2 separate regions of the Homo sapiens genome follow, and region 2 is linked to region 1. The links are chromatin loops, found by intact Hi-C in ENCODE. Cell type or tissue: heart right ventricle. All regions are shown on one strand.

Region 1 (2,500 bases):
GATGTAAGTTTTAGGTGTTGCTTTCTATGGTATATAAATTTTGGTGTACCATAATTTTGAGGAAAAAGAAGGTAACTTTGTAGTGTGGGGCTCTCAAATGGTAAAAGTCCTTTCTTTTTTCTTTTTAAAATTTCCAGTCCAATATTGATGGATACTTCTACAAAATACAATAAAAAATAAATTACTAGAAAAATAAAATGGGCCAGGCGTGGTGGCTCATTTCTGTAATCATAGCACTTTGGGAGGCCGAGGTTGGTGGATCACCTGAGGTCAGGAGTTCGAGACCAGCCTGGCCAACATGATGAAACCCCATCTCTACTTAAAATACAAAATTAGCTGGGTGTGGTGATGCACTCCTGTAATCCCAGCTACTCAGGAGGCTGAGGCAGGAGAATCACTTGAATCCAGGAGGCGGAGGTTGCGTGAGCGGAGATCACACTACTGCATTCCAGCCTGGGTGACAGAGTGAGACTCTGTCTCAAAAGAAAGAACAAACAAACAAAAACATAATAAAATTAAAGAAAAATAAAATGAAAAAGGCACACAAAATAAAATACAAGCCCCACTTTTTAAATTAGACTCAATAAACATAAAATTACATTGTCAAATTGTTCCGTCACGGTTCTCAATGTGCTTATTCTGAATTTTGGTACCTATCTCCTCATGGGTTGGTAACAAAAATTTGTGAATTAGTCATGATTCTTGGACCAGACTTTCTCAGATCATACTTTAAGTAGCACTGATATAGTGTACAGTACTACATAGTCTTAATTTTCCCCTTAATTTATGTTGTCTTTAGAAGGAGTAGAAGGTTTTAATGAGTTATGGATTATAGATTGATTAAAAAGAGAGGTAATTTACACTACATAATAGCCCTAACACATCCCTAGTTCTTATATATAACTGGTAAACTTTATTTTTCAGTTATAGTTACTAGTTCATTCTGGGGCTAAAATAAGAATGACTTTCCTGGTAATAGTAAGATTTGCCTTAAATGTTCAGTTATATATTCTTCTCTGTCCTTTGAAACTTAAAACTGGCCTATTTTGAACATGAAAGGAAAAGTTATACCATTTAACACCACAAGATGTCACTTATGTAAAAATAAAGTTGGTATCCTAATACTCAAAGCTAGAAAGCTACAGGTAACTAGGTAAATGAAGACACAGGTAAATTAAAAATGAATATATTTGAAACAACTATTGTTTTCAGCAAAGAGTTGAGGAAAATATTGCTAATTCAGCATTATTTTGACTCAAATATTGATATTTAACAAAATAGTATCTAAGATTTATGCAGTAATACATGTTAACTGATCATATTTGAATCTACGTAATGAAGAAGGTAGACCTAAAAGAACTTAATAAAAGTTAATGTATTTTGAGGGTAAAGTAGGTGTTATGGTATTAACTTTCCTAAATCTTTACTGTTTTGGTGACAGGCAAAGAAGAATTTGGGAAGAAACATGTAATTTATATCAGAATTTTAAATAGATCCTTATGACATACGTGAGAAGCTGCATATTACATCAGGTTGAAACAGTGCCTAGGATTTTTCTTGTCTCTTCCCTGAACCTCAGAATTATTAGTTTCTCTTCCTATATTAATGCAGTATTTGTTGTTGAAGACTAGCTTTTCTGTTAACCATGAAGAGCAAAACCTTTATCTTTAATATTGAGATTCTGTTTTCTTGTTTTTAGTTTCAGAGAGCAGGTGCTTGTTCTGGGCACTCTGGGAATTTGGGCTTTAGATGAGCAAACCAAGTTTCCATTAGTTTACGAGTAAGACTATGCCTGGAATTAGAGGTTGGGCTGTTCTAAAAATTGACACTTCATTCCTCTTCATTGCTCACTTCTCTCTCCAGATAAAACTGGTAGAGGAGAATAATGGGACACTTTGGGGAACAGAAAAGGGGAACAAGCAGGAGAAAATTGTTTTCTTTTTTGGCATGTGTGTATGTGTGACCACATTTCCTTTCTATTTAGTTCCTATCGAATTCTTTTTTTTTCTTACCTAACTTCAGTAAGATTTTTTTAAGGTTTCTTTTAGGGTTTAGGTTTTTCATTATAAAAGTATACATAGTCATTAAGTAAATAGGAAAATACAGCAAAAAGTAGAAGAACAAAATACAGTTACATATATAGTTCCATTAATTTCTCTCCCTTTTCTGTTACCTGTGAAATCTGAAAGAGCCTGAAAAGTTTTATGCAGGGATCCTAAATTCCTTAAGGTGAACATTTATAGTATGTGTAGTAGTTGTATGTTCTCAGAGACAGTTTTTATTTATTACTACCTCTACTGTTTAAATATTTTCAAGCTGTATTTTTAATTAGGAAGAAGTAGGTGTTTTAATTATTTAATTGTATTTTGTCTTCTCTACTGGTCACCATTGCATTTAATTTTATGAGCTGTTTGGAAAGTAAGGCTCATTTTTTTCATAATAAATTTCATTGCATTTATTCCTTTTGAAAAAAATGTGCTTAGCTTTTACTTATTTTTTT
Region 2 (2,500 bases), 710 kb after region 1:
AGTAATCCATAGCAGTGAAACTGGGAACTGACCTTTTAAGTACTTTTGAGTATTTAATCAAACTTTGAAAAAGCTGGAGGTAATTTTTGGAAATATTTTACATTTATAAACAAAATATAACAAAATAAAACCTCTATAGCATATTGTTACTGCAATCAGGATTTTGATGAAAGAATCTTTTTTTGTTTCAAAAGAAAACACATGTGTTTTTAAGATATAAAATCATCAGAAACATTATATAAAAATAGTTTTCATTTGATTTCTTGCTTTGAAAAGTATGTCATTGATTCACTATGAAGTGAACAATTTGTGTTGTAAACTGCCCAGTTTAGCTTATTCTGAGAATTTATAATTAGCATCTATATTAAATAGGAAATATTTGGTCTTAGTCTGACTTTATTTCAAGTTCACTTTCAGCAATCCCATTCAAGTTGAAGTTGCTGAATTTGAGCCTATATATTAATAAGATTTCTGTATTGTCCAATGAAGATTTCTAATAATAGAAACATTATTTAAATGTTGTAGATGCAATTCCCTTTTTACTTCCCACTTAAAAAAAGCAAGGAAAAAAAAGTATCAAAACTAAATAATGAACTCTCTACTTCATGAATTTTGTGAGATTCTGAGAATTAATTATCTAGGTTAATAAGAAGTGTTGGATAGCCAAGCAAAGTAAACTGGATTTTGCTAAATTAACTTGGAAAATTCCTGTGCTTCACAAAATGAAAAACTTATATGCAAAAATTATTTTCATAATTGAACTAGCATAGTAATGTCATCTGATTGAATTATATCACACTGATATGGGAGGAGGGGATGAGGCAAAAGCTTAGATCTACTTTTGATGAAATAACTGACAAGAGGCTAATATTCACTTATACATTATTCCTACTAAAATTAGCTTTTGTGAATGATATTCAACAAAACAATGGATACAGAGAACAATGTAAAAATGAAATACTTGTCAACATCTAATCAGGTTTGGGGCAACCAAGACTATTTTAAGAATATGCCATTTCAGAAACAAATGCTTCAACCCAGCTATCTCTACCGTTGAGTGAATTCATGGTTAATTTACACTAGCTGGTGAAGAAGTTTCATGAAACTGTAAATGCAAAGCAATCCAGCAGGAATGTATGTAATGGAAGAATGCCATCTGCTGGTGAACCCTATCAAATCCATAATTAGGAAAACCTGAGAACACATACCCTGTAGACAAGGAAGATTCAAAGTTTGTGGAAGCATTTTTAATTCTGAGAAATCTGCTTTCATTAAGCTGATGCATACCTTTGATATAAATTATTCATTTTAAATTAACTTGATTACTAATTTCCTGGAATCACTAGTCAGGAAAACCTTGAAAAGAAATCGGCGCAAAGGACTTTTTTTTTCTTTTTGCCAATTTACAAAGTTTTTATATTCATCATTCATCAGTAGTCAGCCAGCGAGTCTGTTCTATTTAAAAACTCTGGCTTTTCATTTAATGCATCCCATCTGTTTCTGAAATAAATTGCAATAATCCGTGTTTAATTTTAATCAATGTATTACTAAATATGCAAATTATATTAAAAGCCATGGTTTGAAAAAGCTTTCATTTGTAAATATGGTAGCTTAAAACAGGAAGCATATCTAAAAGCCATTTAGCTACAGTAGCCTAACTCTAACACTGTAGCTGATTTATAAAGCAGATCACAAGTTGATCTTTCTCCCACAAGGGGATATGTAAAACTGTTGCATATCAGATTTTGTTAACATCTGATGGGCTAGTGCTTATGGTATAAGAGACTCATACTTCAGCAACCATGTCTTTTACATTTAAATTAAGGTAATCTTATTCCATTCTACATCTTTCTAATTTTTTTATACAACCTAACAGATGAATTTGTGTGATTGGTTTATGAATCACAGTTAAAGCAATTTGAGCAAGCCTTTCAATCAATCTTAAAATTTTAGTGTCTAATTTACTTGTGATTTGCATAATTAATTGTGGAAGGGATCCTTTGGGAGTCTCCCTTTTCCCCCTTTTTCCTTTCCTACCTTGTGTCTCACACACTGACTAGATAGATTGGGAATGATACTGGAGTTCTTTTAGGCCTGCTAGATGACTTTGTTAGGAATCCAGAAATTATGTGTTGCTTTGTTCTCTCTGATCTGGCTGGACCAAGAGGTAATTCTGAAAATTAGGTCTGTTATCTGCAAAACAATTCAGTAGCATGGCTGTGATTGAATTGTGTATACAGTTTACCAAGCAATTACCTTAAAGGAGGATTTCAGGACTCTTTCCTATATAAAGGTCATGAGTATGTAGGAATACACACACACACACATAACATTATATATAAAGTTTTATATATAACATTAGATATAATGAAAATATATATTATATATAATGCTGACATATAACAAATTATAGATATGTTATGTATACATCAACATTATATTTATATAACAACATTATATAAAAATCATGTCCATATATTGAATTCTGTCATCTACTAAT

Evidence for each region. A loop is a pair of places that touch in the nucleus more often than their neighbours do. Peaks named below come from ENCODE experiments on the same cell type or tissue, not always from the same donor. Only the 100,000 strongest peaks of a DNase experiment are listed, where the experiment ranks them.
Region 2: a loop joins it to region 1, with 11 times the contacts of the local background. A loop is called at or near these places in 22 of 110 quality-filtered maps.

Annotation. Positions count from the first base shown.
Region 1 is chr5:78,267,912-78,270,411 of GRCh38, reverse strand. The region is part of intron 1 of AP3B1 (adaptor related protein complex 3 subunit beta 1); the gene reads left to right. Among named protein-coding and RNA genes, the nearest start is that of AP3B1, 26 kb to the left of the region's middle. In heart right ventricle, CTCF peaks have their summits at 1,076 (motif pointing right) and 1,088 (motif pointing right); no DNase peak of the experiment used is centred here; H3K27ac peaks cover 912 bases.
Region 2 is chr5:77,559,517-77,562,016 of GRCh38, reverse strand. It overlaps a transcript of WDR41 not described here. Among named protein-coding and RNA genes, the nearest start is that of WDR41, 68 kb to the right of the region's middle. In heart right ventricle, a CTCF peak has its summit at 1,162 (motif pointing left); no DNase peak of the experiment used is centred here.